2 separate regions of the Homo sapiens genome follow, and region 1 is linked to region 2. A link is a loop called in an ENCODE intact Hi-C map of the cell type or tissue named here. Cell type or tissue: dorsolateral prefrontal cortex. All regions are shown on one strand. Links, peaks and the distances in the headings refer to the core of each region. The heading gives the core; the rest is flanking DNA. Region 1 overlaps THBS4 (thrombospondin 4). Region 2 overlaps LOC105379048 (a long non-coding RNA gene).

The links. A loop is a pair of places that touch in the nucleus more often than their neighbours do. Peaks named below come from ENCODE experiments on the same cell type or tissue, not always from the same donor. Only the 100,000 strongest peaks of a DNase experiment are listed, where the experiment ranks them.
Region 1: it touches region 2 in a loop (4-fold over the local background); 63 of 110 quality-filtered maps call a loop at or near these places.

The regions. Positions count from the first base shown.
Region 1 is chr5:80,064,520-80,075,913 of GRCh38, forward strand. It overlaps THBS4 (thrombospondin 4), which reads left to right. Exons shown (of 22, transcript NM_003248.6): 9 at 890-958; 10 at 3,454-3,606; 11 at 5,787-5,891; 12 at 6,124-6,231; 13 at 6,502-6,661; 14 at 7,759-7,877; 15 at 8,756-8,808. It overlaps THBS4-AS1 (THBS4 antisense RNA 1), which reads right to left. Exons shown (of 8, transcript NR_109930.1): 4 at 7,989-8,146; 5 at 7,567-7,704; 6 at 7,213-7,372; 7 at 3,995-4,255; 8 at 1,830-3,362. Among named protein-coding and RNA genes, the nearest start is that of THBS4-AS1, 13 kb to the right of the region's middle. RefSeq lists an enhancer at 5,670-6,869. In dorsolateral prefrontal cortex, for the core only: no CTCF peak of the experiment used is centred there; no DNase peak of the experiment used is centred there; H3K27ac peaks cover 1,758 bases.
Region 2 is chr5:79,862,803-79,874,196 of GRCh38, forward strand. The region is part of intron 1 of LOC105379048 (a long non-coding RNA gene); the gene reads left to right. Among named protein-coding and RNA genes, the nearest start is that of LINC01455, 68 kb to the right of the region's middle. In dorsolateral prefrontal cortex, for the core only: no CTCF peak of the experiment used is centred there; no DNase peak of the experiment used is centred there.

The DNA.
Region 1 (11,394 bases), core at 6,450-8,949, 200 kb after region 2:
GCAATGCCCCAACTGGGCAACATGGCAAAATCCCATCCCTACAAAAAATACACACAAAAAAATTAGCCGGGTGTGATGGTGCATGCCTGTGGTCCCAGCAACCTTGGGAGGTTGAGGTGGGAGGATCACCTGAGTCTGGGAGGTCGAGGCTGCCGTGAGCTGTGATTGTGCCACTGCACTCCAGCCTGAGCGACAGAGCAAGACCCTGTCTCAACAACAACAACAAAAAAATATAGGGCAATGTGAGAAAAACAGATAAGTTTGTAAAACAGACAAATAAAACTTTTATCAATGGAAAATCGTTGAACTTAATAGATGGGCAAAACAGATTAGACACAGCTTAGCAGGGAGTTCATGGGCTAGGAGGTGAACCTAAAGAAATCATCTAGAATGCAGCACAGAGAAATAACGACATGGAGCATATAAACAAGAGGTTAGGAGTCAAAAGAAGATATTAACAAGAAAGTTCGATATTCATCCAATTGTAGTTCCAAAGAAAGACTAGAAAGCAGTCGGGGGAAGCTGAGAATGTTCCAGAATTGAAAAAAGCTAAGAATCCTCATTTAGGAGAACTGCATTGATTCCCAAGCAAGATTAAAAAAAAAAATAAAACTTTCCTAACCTAAAAAGGTGATGGAACAGATGAATTATACAAGTTGTCTTTTCTGAATAACTTTCAATACCATGAAAGCAATTCTCATTTGCAATTAGATTAAGTACAAACTGGTACAAATGCAAGGGAGATGGCACAAATAACCCTCAGATTACCATTCTACCCGAAATTCCGCATCTTCACTTCACACAAAGATAGCAAAACAAAGGAGATTTATTTGCATTTCTATTTAAGCAGCATGTCTCGCTAAACTTTCTTTGAACTTTTCTGCACTAGGTCTGCACTGACATTGATGAGTGTCGAAATGGAGCGTGCGTTCCCAACTCGATCTGCGTTAATACTTTGGTAAGTATTTCTCACAGCTGTTGTTATCAAAGCAGAACCGGTTATTAAAACAAGTGTATGTTTATAGATCATAGCTTCCAAACACACCTAGAACATGTGGGCATAATATATTTGATTGGCAGAATAAAGGCAAAAGTTTGTGCTGAAAAAGTGTTTAATATGAGTAATTTTAAAAGTAATTTTTATGTAAGAATAATTTTATAAGTGCCAAGTTCTTTATTTTCTATCAAAGTTGCAATATTAGGCTATTAGATAACTATTTATTGAGTAAATAATTATTACTCCTGTATTTTAAAATTGTGAAGAGCTTGGTAGTTTATATTAATAGTTCAGTATTTTACTGGTGACTACACAATCCCCAAATGGCATTATTTATTTTCATAAAACTTTCAATCATGGGGTCAGGAGATCGAGACCATCCTGGCTAACATGGTTAAACCCCGTCTCTACTAAAAATAGAAAACAAAATTAGCCGGGCCTGGTGGCGGGTGCCTGTAGTCCCAGCTACTCTGGAGGCTGAAGCAGGAGAATGACATGAACCCGGCAGGCGGAGCTTGCAGTGAGCCGAGATCGCACCACTGCACTCCAGCCTGGGCGACAGAGCAAGACTCCCTCTCAAAAAAAAAAAAAAAAAAAAACTTTTCAAAACTTTTCATTGTATTAAATTAAAGTGCTTAGCACTTAGGGATGCCTATAACTTAAGTATTCAGATATGGGTTTTATTTCTGAAAGTTCCTGTCAAACTGTGTCCAAGATGAGAGATGTACCAGAGTTGACTATCAAGAAAAGAACTACTGATTACGTGTATGACTATTTGAAAGTTATCCAGCCTCTAGGTTCCTTGTTTCCTTGTAAGTAAAAACACTTTACATTTATCAAGTCACTTATTTTAATCCTCACAACAACCTCATAAACAGGGATTATTATTATCCCCATTTTACAATTGAAGAAACTGAGGGACAGAAATATTACATCATTAAGTCCAGGCATGGTGGAGCATGCCTATAGTCCCAGCTCCTCAGGAGGCTGAGGCCGAAGGATCATTTGGGTACAAGAGTAGTTTGAGGCTACAGTGAGCTGTGATCGCCACTGCACTCTAACCTGGGTGACAGAGGGAGACCCTGTCTCCAAAAAGAAAAAAAAGAAATGTTACGTATTTAGACTAAGGTCACACATCTTCCAGGTTGGCTACAGAGCCTGAGTTCTTCTCCGCAATGCTATATTGCTTAGGAATAGATGGGGATTTATTGCTTCTCAGCTTTTACCAGGACAAAGTAGTCTGCAAATAGATTTGCGAGATCTTGGTGTAAAGGTAATAACTGAGCCACCTAGAGAGAAGGAAAGTAGACAGTAAATAGAACTCCAGGAAACCCCAAAAACGAAGGACTAGGCCAAGGAAAAAGAGCAGAAGCCAGAAAAAGGAGCGAACTGATAGCACAGCCAGGGAGGCTGAAAGATCGAGACAAGTCATTGGAAAGCATGCATTGGATTTGGCAACTAAGAGGTTGTGAGTGACTTAAATCATTAAACAATATATATACTTCAAATGGATGTCTTTTACGACCTGTAAATGTTATGCCAATAAAACTGCATAAGATGAAAAAGATCTAATGTACAGCATGGTGACTGTAGTTAATAATACTATATTATATATATGAAATCTGCTAAGAGAGCAGATCTTAAGTGTTCTCACTGAAAAAGAAAAAAAGGAAGGTAACTATGTCAGTTGATGGATGTGTTACTTAACTGACTGTGGTAATCATTTCACAATGTATACGTATATCACATCATCACACTGCACACTTTAAATATATTCAGTTTTGTCAATTATACCTCAATAAAGATGAAAATTTTAATTTTCATTTTTTAAACATATTGTATAATATTTATTACATATATAGTGTGCAGTGTGATAATATATATTATATATATAAAAGCTAAAAAAACCTGGCCCCTGAAGTGTCATTGCAGCGGAGCTGACAGCTCATTTGTCAGTTTCTCAGCCTACCTCATCAGAAATTCTCAATGCAGGCCACCAGCATTTCTCTGTGCACCCATTCCTTTGTCATTCCATTGTAAAAGAGCCAAAGGAACAGCAATAAGAAAAATTAACTTGCTTTTTAAGCAGATCATCTCCCTGTCCCCAGAGTAAACTTCTCACACCACCTCCCAGGACTTCACTGGAACTTTTGACCTGTCCCCTATGCCCTCCACGGTGGCGCGGGCAACTCAGTGTCATTGGTTCACAGTCCAGCCTTCTTCCTTCACTTCTATTCCTTCTTTGTCTGAGTGGCCGGACGCAGCCTCCAGTCTGATGGTGTTTTCATCAACATTCACATGATCTTACATGTAAGCAAAGAAGAAGGCATGGATCTGATGCCTGATTCCTGCCAGCAATGAGTACCTGTGAAAATATACACAATAACTGTACCTTTGCTCAAACTGTACCTTTGCCCACAGCTTTCAGCTCATCACCTGATCTTTGTTCCTTGCAGGGATCTTACCGCTGTGGGCCTTGTAAGCCGGGGTATACTGGTGATCAGATAAGGGGATGCAAAGCGGAAAGAAACTGCAGAAACCCAGAGCTGAACCCTTGCAGTGTGAATGCCCAGTGCATTGAAGAGAGGCAGGGGGATGTGACATGTGTGGTAAGTTGTTTTTTGACTTCCTCTATCATTTTTCCTCTTCCATTTTTAACACCACCTCTCTCCAGTTTCTATGTGCTTCAGGGTAAAAGTACTCCAAAATGAAAGCATTGCAATTAAATGAGCATGGAGTGTAATAGGAACAGGGTCCACCGAGTTTGTGGGGAGCAGCCTGACATCCATCTAACCATCAGCTGCCTTTTCTCTCCCTCTTGGCTGGGGGGCAACCCTGTCCACTTGGGTACCTGGATGCCAGAGCCTCCGGTGAAGCCCCAGCTCCCAAGCACCTTCTATGGAAAGGCCCAGAAGCCAGCAGCAGGGAGGTGAAGGAACATTCTTCTCCCCTTTCCTTCTTCTGCCCCATCTACCTGCCTGTATAATGACAACATACCTGCTGTCATCTCTAACTGTCCTCATCCTTACAACTTCCAGAGTCTGTCTGCCTTGACGCTCCTGTTGGGGGTGGGCCATCGTGTAGAGGTGGGGACTGTCATAGTCCCTCCGGGAGAAACCTTCCGTCTTTGGCAGGTGACTGGCAGGGCCAGACGGCGCCATGCTGTATGTCTACCTCCACTCCAATCAGGGACAGCTCCATGAATGGTCACGCTTCCTGTGCATTCTCCAGCCACGGAGCTGGTCTGGGGAGGGGAGGCTGGGAAGAGAGTAGAGCAGTCACAGCAGGGCCTGACATGGGTCCCATGCTGAGCTTGTAGTGGGCCCTATGTGAAGGAGAGGGCATGCTCCTGCCATCCATTCCCAAATCCAAGGATCCAGAGTCCTCAGCCTGCCATCCATTCCCAAATCCAAGGATCCAGAGTCCTCAGCCTGCCATCCATTCCCAAGTCCAAGGATCCAGAGTCCTCAGCCTGCCATCCATTCCCAAATCCAAGGATCCAAAGTCCTGGGGATCCTAGGCACTGAAAAATCAGCAGACTTCAGCTGCCCCCCTCCTCTGCACTTCCTGGGATGCCAGGCCCTCGGCCGGTGGCCCGTCAGACTCTGGGGTCACTGGTTCACAGTGATCACCCCTGAGTAGCAAGATGGATTCTCGGAGCCCTTTTCCATCTTTATCTCAAAGTTATGCTTCTTTATCTTTATGCATACACAATTTTCCACAATGAGCCTACCACTTTTCAAATAGGAAAAATAAGAGTCAAAAATGAGTTAATAAATAAATATAATGAAGTCAGCCCTCCTTGGCAATACAGATATTCTGTAACAAGGTCAGATGGAAGAATGTGGTGTATCAGAGGGGGAATAACCCCAGCAATTTCCTGAATTCCTCATGGTTGGGCTTGTTTATTACCAAAAAGCAGTCATTGAGAAACAAGTGTATATCTCTGTTGAAATCCCCATTTTCTGTGAACAAATTGACAACTCCCCTGGGATGATGGGTGATGGGGCTCTTAATATGTTTTTGAATTTGTAATAAGGCACAACGACAGATGGTAAAGGATTAATAAACTTGGCGTGACTACTAAAATAATTGAATCTGCCAGAAAATAGCTCATTAAAAATGTATTTGTTCCTAGAGGACATTTTTTCCTCATTAAAGTGAGTCAAGGATCAGCCTCGTGGATCAGCCTTCCAGGCCTTCCAAAGGCCCTGCTGGGGCAAGTGAGCAGGAACCAGGAGCCCGGGAGGGTCTCTCTGGAGTTCTGCCTCCTAAATCCTGGTTGCAGAGGGAGAGCACAGATGATTGAGAATAAGCAGGCTGTGGCTGAGGAAGTCACTGGTCTGAAAGCTTTTGGGTGGTGAGGCCAGGAAATTTAACCTGTGCTCACATAAGTCTGATTTCCCTTGGCCCAGACTCTGCTCCTCAGACTCTCTCCCTCTTCCTTCCTTTACCTCCCGTCCCAGGTCAGCTTTCTCTCCCTCTGCGTTTCCAGTTCCCTGTGACCTTCTGGGTCCCCTCCTCCCATCTCCCTTCTGCTGCTCTGCCTGTTCCTGGAAGTGGGAGTGGGAGGGAGAGTTTTCTCTCTGAGTCTCCCTTTATATCTTTGAATAGTGAACCATTACACTATTCAAGTGCAATTAAATAGTTTCTAAGCCCCACCCAACAAGGCTGAGTGACTCTGGGCCCTCCCCCTGGGATTGAGCAAAGGAGCAGAGAGGCCCTTGTCAGCCACCAGCTTCCTGCCAGGCTCAGCTTCCCAGGCCTCTGATGGGCTTTCCCTTTACAGTGTGGAGTCGGTTGGGCTGGAGATGGCTATATCTGTGGAAAGGATGTGGACATCGACAGTTACCCCGACGAAGAACTGCCATGCTCTGCCAGGAACTGTAAAAAGGTAAGGGGTGTGGGGTGGCAGTAGGCACACATGCACTGTGGCTTTCCAAAGTCACATCTTCTATGGGGAGAGGTTCTGTGGATCTAATTTAAAATTGTACTTGTAAAGTAGCTGCATCTCAGAGGAAGTGAAACAGCCACCAACAATAAAGCCACAGTGTCTTGAGGTCAGAAACAGTTACTGGCTTAACACAAATGTAGGATGTCACTCGGAACTGCATTTTCCCCCTAAGGACAACTGCAAATATGTGCCAAATTCTGGCCAAGAAGATGCAGACAGAGATGGCATTGGCGACGCTTGTGACGAGGATGCTGACGGAGATGGGATCCTGAATGAGCAGGTACCTGCTTCGCTGGGAGGGCCTGTGAATTGCCACGTACCAGGGATGATGGGAGAAAGCCTGTGATGTCAACTATGTATATGAATCATCCCAAATGTTAGTTTCCATGCCTGCATTCCACAGCACTGCAGCTTTTTACCCTATAAGATTCACAGATGTTTGAAATATAAAACTGACAAACTTGGGCCACCAGAGTGCTGATGCTTCACAACAATGGAGGAAGTGGATTTAGTAAAAGTCTGAGTGATGTTCTGTCCTTTCATCTTTTAGGATAACTGTGTCCTGATTCATAATGTGGACCAAAGGAACAGCGATAAAGATATCTTTGGGGATGCCTGTGATAACTGCCTGAGTGTCTTAAATAACGACCAGAAAGACACCGATGGGGATGGAAGAGGAGATGCCTGTGATGATGACATGGATGGAGATGGTAGATTTATCTTGCTTTTGTCTTTTATTTGGAATTCAGTTGACCTTGTTCCATTGTTCTCTGAGAGAGTAGGAATAGAATGACTGATTCGGAGCCTTCCAGCTGTGGGTGGCTCATTGTGGCCTGCATCTGGAAGACCCAAGGTGGACTTGTGTCTATGGAAGGAGACCCCACAGCCCACTCCACTACCTAATGGCTCTGGATGTTTCCAGGACTCTGTATCATTGCCAGAAACTTTGTATGACCCCTTCAAGCAGTGTCTTGTCAGAGTGTGTCTTTATGGGGTATCTCCCTTCCCATTTCTACCTGTCCTCACTCTCCACTATCCTTTCTACATGTGAGAGACCCAGAAGTGGAGAACTGAATGAGAAGGCATTGAGCAGGGTCACAGACTATGCATCACAGGCTACACATCCCATTGTGGGCCCTTGAAGGAAAAACCTTTTTGAAATACCACCTGCCCCAACACACACATACACACACACACACACACACACACACACACATACACCACTCCAGAACATGCACACCCCCCTAAAACATGACCTCACCTTCTGCAAGCCTAACTGATGACCCATTTCCAGTGGTATATGCTGGTAAGCAAATCACAGAAAGCCCTAGTTGGTAGCATTTTCCAGTTTCCATGATGTAACTCCGCATTGTCCTCATTGCTGATTTCAAGCTACCAATGTGACATCATCAAACACAAAACTGAAAAGAGAGGGACACAATGGACCCAGCTCCAGCACAACACTGCCTAGAGCCCTAGGGTCTCAGTCATAGCTCAGATACCCACGAGATCCTCCCTCTCCAGGGTCAGCCATACAGCCATCATGATCCCCTCCTCGTGGTTGCTATCATAGCCCTTGACATCTTGGACAAATTAGAATTCAGTCGATAAATACCTCTGAGAGCTGTTCATTTTTAAGTCTCCCAGAATCCGTCCTTTGAAGCTACCTCTGGATAACTGCAGAAAAGGGTAGTCTCTGTGTGACACTGGCCCAGGCAGAAGTGACTCACCATGCGCCTGATCTCTCCAGCACCTAGAAGAAGTCAGTGACATTCCCCTGACTCAAGGTAGCATTTCTTTCTCACAGGAATAAAAAACATTCTGGACAACTGCCCAAAATTTCCCAATCGTGACCAACGGGACAAGGATGGTGATGGTGTGGGGGATGCCTGTGACAGTTGTCCTGATGTCAGCAACCCTAACCAGGTTAGTAGGATACTGGGGAATTCAAACTCCAGGCTGAATTCCTCTATGCAAAGACTCATTTAAGACGGGTGTCTAGAAAAACAGCAGAGCCTCTTAGCTGTTGCCACTTACCTAACAAAGCAGAGGTGGAAAAATGACACACTGTGGGCCTGAAGATGGTGGGATGAACACCACACAAGATCTGAAGCCCTAGGGACTATCTCCCAGGCTGTCGATTGCCTGTGAGGTTAGTAACACGAACTTCATGATGCTCAATACAAGTATTTTTCCTGCAGAAAGGAAAACGGAGCATGGAAATTAACCATTGGGAGCCTTGTGTCCCTTTAGTCCCTAAACCCCTACACAGCCTATGTATGGACATTTCAGATTAAGTTCAGCCAGGGATGTGTTGCATCTCCCTTCTCACTCCTCCTCCCTGTCTGGATAATTGGGTATGATGTGTCATTTATTTTTAAAGCCCTGAGAGAGGGGAGTCATGGTTGCCCTCTGTGACTCACTCATGATTTTGGCCAAATTGCAAATTGCAGAAGCAAAGCAAAATCAACCTGCCTTCTCCCCATGCCTATGGCTGGCTCCCTGTGACCCGTGCCAGAGTTCCATGCCTCCACCTGCCACCATGCTACCCCAGCGCCCCTTTCCAATCAGCTCATCTGGTGTGTGGGCAGCCCATCCATGTAGCTTGATATTTTAGAAGGCTTTTTTGAAAATTCAGCATTGTGCCTACACCAATATGGTGTTGTCCTTTTGCAGTTTTGCACCACCCCGGTTCCAGAGAAATAATTCCCCAAATCCAATGATGATGGGTGAGGTCTGCCTTCTCTGGAACATTCGGTACATGCAGGCCCAGGAATAAATAACATGTGCTGTTCTCTTTGCAGTCTGATGTGGATAATGATCTGGTTGGGGACTCCTGTGACACCAATCAGGACAGGTATGGCATGTCTCCCAACTGCAGAGAGACAGATGCAAACATCCGGAGAGGGTTTTTGGTTTGTTTTTTTTTTTGAGGCGGAGTCTCACTCTATCACCCAGGCTGGAGTACAGTGGTGCAATCTCGGCTCACTGCAAGCTCCGATTCCCAGGTTTATGCCATTCTTCTGCCTCAGCCTCCCAAGTAGCTGGGACTACAGGCGCCCGCTACCATGCCTGGCTAATTTTTTTGTATTTTCAGTAGAGACGGGGTTTCACCATGTTAGCCAGGATGGTCTCGATCTCCTGACCTTGTGATCTGCCCGCCTCGGCCTCCCAAAGTGCTGGGATTACAGGCGTGAGCCACTGTGCCCAGCCCGGAGAGGGTTTTAAATTTCAGAACTTCCTGCTGCTCCATTCCTTGGGATCTTTCTGGGTGGACTGAGCTGCTGGTGGGATAATAGCCCTGCCTCTGGTCAGAATTACCATGAAAATTCTCCCTGAAAGTTCTGTATAGGGTATAACGGTGTCAGAATAGGTTACTAGGCACTCCAGCAAGTGAGATCTATTTCAGGAGAGGTAATATAGCATCATGCTTCACAGATGGGCTCTGGAATAAGACAGCTAGATATAAATTTCAGCTCCTTCTCTTACATGCCAGCTAACCTTAGGCAAATTACCTAATACTTTTGCCTCAATTTTCTCATCTGTAAAATGAGGATGACAATAGATCTAGCTCATAGGACCATCGTGAAGATTGAGTTGATCCATGGAAAGTGCTCATTATGGTTTCTGTTATATACATAGCACTCAATAGACATTAGCTCTTTTATTTTTATATTCTTTCAGCTCAGGAAAACTTCACCATCATCCCAAAATAGAAGGCTGTCAGTTTGCTGAGGGATTGCTATTATTTCCTGGTCCTTGAAATTTTTTTAATTCAGTTTTCCTTATTTAAGTGGAATTGTTCTGTGGAAGTGAGTTTTGTGAACCCTCCTAGCTCAACACGATGGAGTCCCACATTAAGACTCAAGGCTGGATCAACTGATCAGATTCTGGAAGAACATCACCAAAAACAGACGTGTGTCACTCAGCCCTAGCGGCACCTGCAACCCAAGGTTCTAAACCCTTTTGTCTCCATAGGGAATTCTTACAAAGGCAGCCAGGACAAGGATGAGAGGGAAAGGATTCTAAAAGAGAAAGCAAAAAAAGATGCAATTTCTCTCCTGATACCTGGATCAGAGGTTGCCCTGCAGAAAACCAGTTCCTGACCCAAACCTTACTCAAGGACAGCTCCTATGAAGCCACAGCTCTCTCTCTCTTTTTTTTTTTTTTTGAGATGGAGTCTTGCTCTGTCACCCAGGCTGGCGTGATCTCGGCTCACTGCAACCTCCACCTCCTGGGTTCAAGCAATTCTCATGCCTCAGACTCCCACGTACCTGGGATTACAGGTGTGTGCCACCATGCTGGCTAATTTTTGTATTTTTAGTAGAGACAGAGTTTCACCATGTTGGCCAGGCTGGTCTCGAACTCCTGGCCTCAAGTGATCCACCTGCCTCATCCTCCCAAAGTGTGCATCTCTTTCATTATGCTCTGTGTCCTTGCTGCAAAGTACATATAGTCATCCCTCAGTGTCCCAGGGTATTGGTCCCAGGATACCCCTCTGCCCCCAGGATACCAAAATCCTCAAATACTCAAGTCCCTTATATAAAATGATGTAATATCTGCATATAACCTATACCTGTCCTCCTATATGCTTTAAAAATCCTCTCTAGATTACTTAATACCTAATACAATGTAAATGCTAGGTAAATAGTTATTATACTGCATTGGTTTCTTATTTGTATTTTTTTGGTGTTATTTTTTATTGTTCTTTTTCAAATCTTTTCAATCCTCAGTTGGTTGAATCTGCGGATACGGAACCGCGGATACAGAGGCCTGACTGTACTAGCTAAGTGAACTTAAACATATTTCCCAGTCTCTTCACATCTCAACTTCTTCATCTGCAAAGAGGAGATAAATAAATGCATCGCACAGGTTATGGTGAAAAATCAAGATAATGTAGGTAAAGCTCCCGGCACAGTGCTGGCCCAAGGGTGACATGCAGAAAACAGGGGCCGTGTTATTATTGGTATCACAGTACAAGGAAAGGCACATCAGCAACAGAGCCTGACATCAGATGTCCCTCTCCTCTTCCGAGAGGAAGGTGGGACTGTATCCTGACAACTGCCCTAAATGATGTGCGTCAAGAATGTTCCCTGGTGCAGGTCATCTTGCACTCTGACTACTATCTACATTAATTTCTAAAATATCCTGTCCCACCAGCCTCTAGATATTTGCCCAAAACAAATGACTCATTCTGCTATGTTTTAATTCCCACAAAGTTGAACCTTGGAGAAGAGGATAGGAACTGCTTGTTTTTGCATAAAAATGTTCAGGGCTACATAGAACGGCTGCTAATGGAAATAGCTCAGTCTTGTGTTTTATAAAGCAGACCTGCTGCATGCACAGGGATTCTGCTGTTTGAGCCACATCATTTTCTGCTTGTCAAGGCTGACTTCACTTTCACTGGACCCTTTCTGTCCCCCTGTACCATGTGGTAGGTGTG
Region 2 (11,394 bases), core at 3,329-5,828:
GCAGGTCTGCTGGCAATGAATGCACTCAGCTTTTGTTTGCCTAAAATGTTTTTAATTTTTGTCTTTATTTTTGAGGGATTTTTTTGGGATACAAATTCTCGACTAATAGTTTTTTTTCTTTCAGCACTTTAAAGATGTCATTTAATTTTCTTTTGGCTTTCATTGTTTCTAATGAGAAGTTAGTCAAATTTTCAGCTTTGTTCATATATATAGTGTGTGCATGTGTGTGTTTTCTGGCTGCCTTTGAGGTTTCATCTTTGTTACTGATTTCCAGCCATTTGATTATAATGCATTTTAGTGTGTTTGTCTTTATCTCACTTCAGTTTTGCTGAACTTCTTGAAACTGTGGGTGTATCTTTTCATCAAATTTGGAAAAATTTTGGTCATTATTTCTTCAAATGTTATTTCTTAATTCCCCCAGCCCACCCTTACCTTTCCTGAGACTCCATTTGCACATATTATCCCACAAGTCACTGAGGCTGTGTTTATTTTTTAAGGCTTATTTTTTTCTCTATGCTTTAGTCTGGATAGTTTCAATTGTTATGCCTAAAGTTCACTGTTCTTGTTTTCTGTAATGTCTAGTCCTCCTTAAGCCAACCAACAAATTTTTCATTTCAGACAACCCATTCCTTGGCCCAGTATCATTTTCCCTTAATGATTTTAAATTTTATTCTTATCAGATACTAAATTTTCATAGGTGTTTGTGTTTAATTTGCTTTTTATTCTGTTTCATTAATCTATTTGTGTATTTATGCTCTAGAACCGCATTAATTTTTATTATTATAGATTAATATATGTCAATATCTGGAAGGGTTAGTTCTCCCTTAATACTTCTGCTTTTCAGTCTATTCTTGTTTATTTTTTCAAATGAAGTTTAAAGTTGGTATGTAATTAAATGAAAATTCTGTTGATGTTTTAAAAATTGTACATATATATTACCTTAGGGGTAATTAGCATTTTTCTTATGTCAGAGCTAAATATGCAAAAACAGGGTTAGTCTTTACAATTTTTTCAAGTTTTTTGCATCCCTAAGTGGCATTTTAAAGTTTTCTTCATATAGATCTTAAATATTTCTTTGTTTATTACTAAATATTTTGTGTTTTTGTTGTTGCAGCTATTATAAATGAGGTCTCCTTGTTATTATATGTTCTCAGGGGTTATTGCTTTTATATAGGAAGACTATTGATTTCTCTAGTCTCAACCACTTAATGTGTTCCATCATTGTTTCCCAGTCATTGCTTACTATATTTTTCAGGTGTATATAATATACCAAAATGGTGCTTTCTTGAATTTGCATATTCTTTTTCATAATGTCCTAATATTGCTTTTGTATGTTTTATTTTTCCTTTCTTTTTGAATATCTTAAACATACCCATTTAAAAACCTTTTCATATTGTTCCATTGCTGTAATTTATAGGGTGTAAATTTTCCCAACTATTTCATCTGTTGACGGTATTTTAAGATAATTCCTTTTTTCATGGAATTAGAGATATTTTACCATGAGCTCATCTTCAGGAGAAATAGTTTCCTGCTGTGTCCCATGAGGCTGTACTGTGCAGGCATATGTGTCATTTGGTTCATTATTTGCCTTTGCTGCGTTCATTCTTAGATAATTTTTATGTTTACTTTTTAATTGTAACTTCCTTTAGTTATGGTTTGGAGGAATTCTGACTAACACCCACACAGGGTGCAATTTTGGAAGTTTGATTTTTGGAGGTCTACTCTTTCACCACCCACAATGTTGGACAGATGGTCAACTTCCTGATGCATCCTTAGACCAGTGGGCAGAGTTCTTCTAGTCCTTATTTCCGGAAGGAAGATTACTTTCTGGCTTTTAGCTTTATTCAAAGAGGTCCGTTCAGCTTCTTATCACCTGCAGGCCTGAGGCCTAATCCTCTGCTCCTGTGGGTTTTAAAACCTATGCTAGCACCGGTTTCTGATATCCCTATGGACCATTTGCTTTTAACACCTGCTCAATTTTATGAGTTTGCGTTTCTACTTCCTTTTTGGACCTAGGAGTTTTTCTTACTTAGTTTAGAATTTGGCTATGAAATGGCAACGATAACAACGACAAAAGTAACATTTTTTTGTTGTTATAGTTTACCCAGCTTTTATATGGGTTTGCAGCATAATGGGAACTTCCCACATCAGTTCAACCTGTGCCATTGACCAGGATTTCCTGATGGCCCCTTAAGTGATTCTGACACATGCTCTTTCCTGACATAGACAGGAATACTTAACTTCAGACTATCTTGGACCTCAGCAAGTAAAATATTCCAGTTGTTTCTATACATTCGGTCACTTAGCAACTTTTTCCATGCCCTCCTTTCTACTCTTTTAAATACAAACATTTGTTGAGCATCTATTTTTTGCAAGGAACTGAGCTTGTTATCTGGCATAGAAAACTTAATGAAGTGAGATCCCTTCCTTGTAAGAAAGACATCACTTTCTATGGCACAGAGCCAGGGGCCAACTTTTGTGCACTATAGTAAGTACCTGAAATAGAGTTAGGAGCAATGCATTTACAGGGAAATGTTGCTTAAAGGTTGTTTGTTTCTGTGTTTTGGTTTTCTGTTTTGGTTTTGAGACAGGGTCTCACTCTGTTACGCAGACTGCAGTACAGTGGTGTGATCTCGGCTCACAGAAACCTCTGCCTCCGAGGCTCCATGCGATCCTCCCACCTCAACCTGGGACTACAGGCGTGCACCACCACCCCTGGCTAATTTCTGTATTTCTAGTAGAGACGGGGTTTCACCATGTTGCCCAGGCTAATCTTGACCTCATGGCCTCAAGTGATCAACCCACCTCGGCCTCCCAAAGTGCTGAGATTACGAGTGTGAGCCTCTGCACCTGGCCTGTTGCTTGAAGATTTTGTGTATGAATGTGAAACAGATATGACCATGTGTTTGTCTTCTTTTGCATATCCTGGGAATAATGAGTAAGAGTGGGAAAGCAGCCCACAGGGAGTAGGAGAGAGAACATTGCAGAGAATTAGGGCCCTTGGCTACTAGTTCTTGTTGCTAACCAGTCCAGGGACTCTCAACCCCAGCTGCCCTTCAGACCCCACCCACCTGAGGTCCTGACTCAGCTGTTCTGAAGTGGGCTCCAAACATCTACATATTTAGATTTGGATGTTTCTGTAGGTGATTTTAATGTACAGTTAGGACTGAAAACCACTCACCTAATTAGATGACTTTGGGTAAATTATTTTAATCTTTATTCCTTCTGTGCCTTAGTGTCCTCAAGTATCAAATGAAGCAGGTAATTTCCAGATCCAGAAATCCACTCTAACACGTAATAGTTGCCCAAGAGGGGGCTATTTTTGTGACATTTGTTATTATTGTTTTTGTTATTAATACTATTACATAATCTCACTGATTTTTAGAAGCTTAGTCTTTTTACTGACAGAAAAGTATCAGTAAACTCAAATGGCAAGCAGACTAGTTTTTCTATCATCCAATGTTATAATTTGGTTTCCAGAAATTATTAGGTAATGGTAATTGATATAACAGCTTTGCCCATTAGATCACCTGCCTTTACACACTGTACTATAAAATAATGGACTGAGTTTTATGACTTGTGGAATCCACCGTATTGATTTATAGTCACAGCTCAGGGCTGTGTGTGGGTAGGCACAAAAGTGTGAACACTAATTGTTAGTGAACCCATTTGGAGGACTACAGAGAGGTGCTCAGAGGCCAGGGTTCCAAATGTTTCTCATTAATTATCTTCAAAACAAACTCTCAGCGTAAGAGCCCCAATTAGGGAGCAACACATGGTTTAGAAAGCCCTGGTGGTAAATTTCCTGATGTACTGGATTTCATTTTGGGAATTAGTGTAGTGCAATGGAAAAAATGTGAACTCTGGAGCCAGCCAGACTGGGTTCAAATTCTGGCCTTACCACTTACCAGCTTTATGACCCTGAGCAAGTTACTCTGCCACTTTGCACCTCAGTTTCCTCATCTGATATATGGAGATGATGATAATGGTACCTACCTCACAAAGCTATTGTGGATGAAATCAGTTAATTCATGCAGAGTACTTAGAACAGTGCCTGGAACATGCAAACATTCAAGAAGTCTCAGATGCAACTTTTGTACCAAGACAAAGATCTAATCCATAGGAACAAATAATAAAGAAAATTGAGGCAAATGTCAGGGTGGTTGTGATGGTATTTGGGGGGTGGGTTGGCCTTGACTGAAGTCCTTACCTGGCACGGGCTAATCCTTCTACATGGAAAGCCAACGTTGCCTGGGCACAAGCCCGCTCCTGAGTGGCCAGACTGATGAGGACGGAGGATCCTGCAGATGAAATATTGTTGGATCAGGCACCGGATGGCTCATTCCCTCCATCTTTCTTTTTGGTCTCTCCCTCACTTCTTTTTTGTCCTCCTCTCTCCCCCTCCTCTTTCTTCACGCTAAGCCAGGCCTTTGCCACATCAGCCTCACCAATAGGACCCTCAGGGATTGCGGTCCCATAAGCAAGTCTAACTTGAGTCCTTGGCCCAGTTCCTGGCGCTTCATTTTAGCTTCTCCCATCCCAAGTGGGGCTCTTGTGGCCCATTCTTCTCCTTCTTCCCAAGAGATGGCTCAGCTGCCTGCAGATGAGCCTCCTGGGTCCCAAATAGAAGAGAGTCTTGCTGACTGGGAAGGGGTGGGTGGCTGCTCGGGCTTGCTCTTTCCCTGGCAAAGCCTTTTCTCATACACACATTTTGCTCAGGGCAGTTTTTGGAACACAGACATGCCAAGCCGACCTCACCTCTTGTTAACTGGGACTGAGGAGTCAAGTCCGTTTTGGTCTTAATTAAAAGAACATGAGGATCAGGGTCAACTGTGCAGAAGAATCAGGAGCAAAGTAAAGAGATTAAAGCCATGCTTTGTTCTCATCAGAAAGTTTGATGTTTTGAGAATATTGAGTTGTTATTGAGTCCTCCGCAGTATCTCTCAGGAGGAGAACAAAATTGGCCCATAGAAGGCAAACTGACTGATCCCACCCCTTTCACAAATTCTTCTTAGCAACTTGTTTTCATGAAATTGAGAAGCAGTATGATGTTGTATAAAGAGCAGCGACTCTCATTCTTCACTTTAATAATTTTTGTGGACCTCTGAAAATGCGAGCTTCGCTACTCTCCCATAGCCCTACTTTGGTATCCACATTTCAACCAGATTAGTTTCCTGGGGCTGCTGCAACAAAGTATGACTGACTGGGTGACTTAGAACAACAGAAATGTAAGGTCTCACAGTTCTGGAGACTGGAAGTCCAGGACCAAGGTGTCGGGAGGACCGTGCTGCCTCTGAAGGTGCTAGGGAAGGATCTGTTCCAGGGCTCTCTCTGGGATTCAGGTAGTTCCTTGGCCCTTGGCAGCATAACTCCAATCTCCACGTGGTGTGCCCCTCATATGCCTGTCTGTGGCCAAATTTCTCCTTTCCATAAGGACACCAGTCATATTGAATTAGGGGCCCACCCTACTCTAGTGTGACTCCATCTTAGCTAACTACATCTGCAACCCTCTTTCCAAATAAGGTCATATGCTGAGATACTGAAAGTTGGGACTTCAACATATGAATTTTGGGAGGATACAATTCAACCCTTAACAGCTAGAGCTATGCCCCACAGACCGGATTCCACAAAACCATTGCAATCTGCTTTGCACCACCCACTCCACAGCTTGACAGTCAAGTGCTCAGAGGCTGCATGTTTGATTGAAGCACGCTGATGCTGGTTCTCCATGTCCTGGAAACGAGGCTGGAGACAGGGCCAGGGGCTAAATCATACAGAGCCCTGAAGGCCATGGGCGTTGTGTACTTTATCCTAAGAGCAGTGGGCTGTCTTTGATGCTTACAAACAGAAGGCTGATCAGACTCTAGAAAGAGCCTTCCAACTTTAGTGTTGAGAATGGAATAAAGTTGGGGCAAGGCAATTCTTCAAGCAAGTGACAAGCTGGCCTGAACCTCAATGGTGGCAATGGGAATGCGGGGAAGATGACTTGGAGAAATAGCTGTGATGTATCAGGGTGCCTAGAGAAAAACAACCTAAAGTGTGTGTTATTTTAGCAAAGGCACTGCCATTTGGGGACCGTTGGCAAAAGGAACTTGTCATTTGGGTTTCTGGATATGGACACTTTAATGTTGGCACAGATTCCCTTGTTTTCAAGGAAGTTACCAAGATAAACCCTCTAGTCAAGCCAAAGTAAAGCAAGTTGATTTGGGGAAGATGTCATACCTGAGTGTGGCAACTGCAGAGTGTGATGTTAAATGTTGAAGAACTGGTGAAAAGTTTTCCTGAAGTGACTACTTAGACTGAATTATTCGTATCCCCCATGTATTAGGTGCCTATTTGCTGCTGCAACAAACTACCACAAACTTAGTGGCTTAAATCAACACAAATGTATTATTTCCCAGCACTGTAGGTCAGAAGTCTGACTTGGTTCTTGCAAGACCACAGTCAAGGTGTCAGCAGGGATGCAGTCCTTTCTGGAGCTGTAAGACTCTTTCCTCTGTTCTAAGGCCACCCACATTCCTTGGCTCATGGCTCCTCTCCGTCTTCAATGCCAGCAGCACATTATGTCTCTGGCTCTGCTTCCACTGTCTTTTTCTAACTCTGTCTTCTGCTTTCTACTTTTTTTTTTTTAACGGAATCTCGCTCTGTCACCCAGGCTGGAGTGCAGTGGTGTGATCTCAGCTCACCACACCTTCCACCTCCCAGGTTCAAGCAATTCTCCTGCCTCAGCCTCCCGAGTAGCTGGAATTACAGGCGTGCACCACCACACCCAGCTAATTTTTGTATTTTTAGTAGAGATGGGGTTTCACCATGTTGGTCAGGCTGGTGTCGAAATCCTGACCTCAGGTGATCCGCCTGCCTTGGCCTCCCAAAGTGCTGGGATTACAGGTGTGAGCCATGGCGCTTGACGCCTCTTCTACTTTTAAGGACCTTTGTGGTCAGATTGGGCCCACCTGGATAGTCCAGGGTACTCTTCCCATCGCAAGGTCAGCTAACTAGCAAGCTTAATTTCACCTGAAAACTTAAATCCTGTTTGCCACATAGCCTAATGTATCCACAGGCTCTGGGGATTAGGATGTGTATATCTTTGGAGACCATTATTCTGCCTCCACAGCCCACATGATGTTGATATTAGTATAATGTGGGAAGTGCAAGGTCACATAGTGTCGTTGTCTTATCTGGGCCCTGGTGAATCAGAGAGAGGGTTGCTCTTGAAAGACTTGGGGGTTTTCAGGGCCAGTTTTCCTGGGGCAGCATGAGCAGGCCTTAGGCCAGGAGACAGGGGCAATGCTTCCTGCTTTCTGGTGTAAAGGGGATGGGGGTATAGACCCAGGGTTGGTTTGGTCTATTCGAAGGATTCTTGCTGAGATGGGACAGCTTGAGAGGAGCTAGATGTGGTCCTGAGGCTGGGGTTTTAGGGCCTGCGGGCTCCAGGAAGAACATAGTGAGCCACTTCTGTTATGCCCCAAATATTCAGGAAGCATCACCATCTGCTCTGGGCTGGGGAATTAAGTTTCCAGAATCAATGATGGGGTGGGGCTGGGGGTCACGTCCCCACTTGCAGTGAATCTGTATGGGAAAAGCACATCCTGGAGAAAGGAGTTACAAGGGGATGCATGATGAAATCCCTCGGAGATGCCCAGACATGGTGGAGGGAGACCTGGGCGGCTGACAGCTATTCTGCTAGTCCCAGGCAGATGGGGGGTTGAACATTAAAAGAGATGAAACTTTATGTTAGGCTACGAGAGCAGACATCCAGGTTTCAGTGTGGGGAGATGCCCCAGGACTTAAAGATGAAGGGGCTGTGGGAAATGATGGCGGAGGAGAGGTCCAGGTCTAGGTCTTCAGGGGAAATGGAATCTCCCTACCTTTCCTGCTCGAGAGGGTGCTCAGCTGTAGGGAGGGGGTGCTCTTCTTCTTTTGGGGCTTTATTGTCAAAACAGAGGAGTGGTCTTCCTGCACGACCCAGGGAAAGTGCCTTTTTAATGAAGGACTTCTGTCCTTGGGGTCTTCTCACCTTCCCTTTGTTCCATCTTCTCGCCTCCTTGGCCTTTTTCTCTCACTTGCTATCTTTGTTCTTATTTAGAGGAAAGGTTTGGGTAAGACTATTCATTTCATAGGATATTTTCTGCTTAATCTTTTTTTTAGAAAATGGTAAAGTCTTCATTTCAGACACCTAGCCCATGCTTGTCCATAGAATTACATGTTCCTATTGGAGGGGCTTTGTCCAACATGCATCCCCTGGAAGAGACCCACTGGCCTTCTCATAACAACAGAAGAGAGACAGTAATGGGCTCCATGACAGACAGCTTCTCACTTCCGTCATTCCAACTGGTTCTGGGAGTAGGGAGAGCTTATACCAGCTGCTTCATGCAGGCTCCAAAGGGCATTTTGTTTTAGCAGTGCCCTTTTCCTTAGGAATTGTCGCGTTCTGCCTCTCCCTCTCATTCATTCACTCAGCTACGTGCTGAGTCTCCACCAAGGAGAAATGACTAGAGGCAAGCGCTGCTCTCAGGAAACGGAGTTACACTGTGAGGCAGTTTGTGAGTGGATCCCAGGCTTAGCAAGACCCACTGGAAATTCTCTCAGGGTTCAGAGAGGATAGAAGAGATGAGGGCTTGAGTAGATGAGAAGAGAAAACTCTTTGAAGTCAGCCCTTGAAAGATTGGTTCAGCAGAGAGCAGGGGCTAGGACATTGCAGATGAAGCAGGGAGACAGCATAAGGGATATCATAAATATACATGGGATACGGTATATGTGTGTATGCATGCATGCATAATAGTTATATGTGTAAATAGTGCAAAATCCAGAAAGTTAAAAAGATATGTATTCTGGCTCCTTGTTCCTCCTCACCCAGTTCCCCTCCCTAGAGGCAGCGTTTATGTTTAAAAATATTTAACAAAGACAGAGTATCGCTCCGCATCCCCAACTCATGGCTGGATGGCTGAACCGTTTTCTAAGAGTGGAAGTATCAAACATGCATGTTTTCATTGTTTTATCCGCAGTGCATTCTGTGACCACTCTCCACAACCAAGTCCTCACAAAAAATACTTCATGCACCATTTTGGGGACCAAGTTCCTGCCCCAAGATGCAGAAAAATTGAGAGGCCTATATAATGTTAGCCACCCCTGCCTCCTCCCAGGAATCCACAGAAATCTCCGGAGGACTCTGGGCTCCTGCAGGTCATGAGTTGTGGGTCTGAGCCAAGAGCATGGAGATCTAAGAGATCTAAGGGACCGGGAGGCCCCAGGGGCATGTGCACTGCACATTAAATGGAAAAGGTTGACCCATTTGGAGACCAGGGCAGCTTACAGCCAAGGAAGGGCTGCCTCTGCCCCCAAGGGGATGTGTAAAGGGGGTGCCCAGGGACACACAGGAGCAGCCCTCATGGAGGGCACTAACAGAATCAGGGTTCACAGGCTGCAGGAAGACAACTGAGAACACACAGATGGACTCTGGCTCTTCCCAGATGAGTTTCCTGACCAGAAGAGAACTCCCGCATAGAAAGGTTATGTGGGAAACACTCTGGTTTTTCTTCTCCTGCTGTGAAATCAATTAAAAACAGGATGGATATAAAATGGTTTTATAACCTCCTCCACCTCTGGCTTCCTTTCTTCTTGGGGATGAGCCAGGCAGAGTGGGGAGAGACAGGAGTCTCACGGTCTGCAAATTCTGCAGCAGTTTAAATGATAGTGACCTATTGCTTCAGCTCTCCTCAGGGGACCTGGGGCTGGAGGAGAAAATGTCTCCTTGGAAAGTGGCCAAAGGAAGGAGAGCCCCATAGAGGGAGTGAGGGTAGGTAGGGCCCAACCCTTCCAAGTTCTGGGTCAGTCTTAGGTTCAGAACGCATCTAACCTGGGGAAATGAGACAGCCAGTTTTGGAAGAGAGTTTATTTCCCACAGAACAATTCAAATGGCTTGTTAGCCTCGCGCACACTTGCTTGATATGACCCAACATGAATAATTTTCATTCCTGTTTTGATTTACAAAAAATGATAGTACATAACTTTTTTTGAGTACTACTCTGTGCCAGGAACATACTCAGATACCTTTCTTACGTTAACTGTAATTCTTATAACACTACTGAAAGTTAAGTACTATTTTCTCCTGTTAAAAATAAGGAAAATGAGGCTCAATGAGGCTAAGTAAACTTCTCAAGATCAGAGAGCTAGTAAGCGGCAAAACCAGCATCCAAACACAAGTTTGTTAAAATAATAATAGTTCTGACTTATTGAACTCTTCTGTGGGCTAGATATTTGACATACATTATCTGAAATCCTTATCACAACCCTGTGAGGGATTTTGCTGTAGCTCCATTTGACAGATGAAAAAGTCATATTTAAGGAAATAGTGCAAAGCCCTAGAACTGACTTGGTGAAGTCTGGCCTTGAACCTGGGTCTCTCTGGATTCTCTGATGCCTGTATTTATTCCAAGTGTGCCACGCAACTTCGGGGACCCAGAAAGGTGCTCTTGCCCTAGGTGCTTCCAGTGGGTGCTCTGGGACCAGCGAGGGGCCCCCACTGGTTGTCCGTGGTGATCTGAGGTTGAACTGAGCTGTACACAGAGCATGAGAGTGGCTTCTGCCAATACACATTGTTCTCCGCAGCATGTAATGTTTTCTAGGGCCTTGGCCAACTTGGCTGAGGCATTGTAGACATCTTGAGGGACTGGGTTCCGAGCATCTTAAACGGATCGACAGATTTTATCAGGAAGTACTGCTTCTTACCACAGAGCTGCCCACATTTTTCCCAGTGAAGAGTATTAGCTGGAACTAGGGTTCCAGCTATTTTTACACCCGATGTAAAATCATGTGAATGAGCTTCCATGGCTTACACATCCCTCCTTACTCGTCAGACAGTTCTGATCTGCTTTAGGCAACCCCATCTTCTCTTTATTCCTGTGTTATTTTCCAAGGCACAGCCACCCACAAAACATCTTGGGGAATCTTGATGTCCCAATCCACATCTTCGCTTCACTTACTTGCTTGCACCCTGAAATCTGTAGTCCACAAGCAACAGCCACAGCAAGACAATCCGAGATTGGGCTGGCATTGAGAAACGCCCAAAACATGTTTACATCTTGCATGTCTTTTAGGGCTCTTGTTAACCCAAGGAGAAAGAGCAGTATGAACACCGGTTTTAGAGAATAAATCTAAGACCCTGTTAGTGCCCGAAGCAGGATTAGAAAGTAGATTTTCACCGGATTCCATTGTCCCCAATTCTCTTGCTCCAGACCCTATTCTAAGGCATAAAGTTAGGGAAATAGCCACAGAGGCTCAGGCACATTGCCCTGATTTGAAATGTTTCCCTCAAGGGGTCCTTTCAGTTGTTCTGAAAACTCAGCCTGAAAATTGTAAATGCCCCATAAAGGCAAAGCTTTTACCTGGAACAAT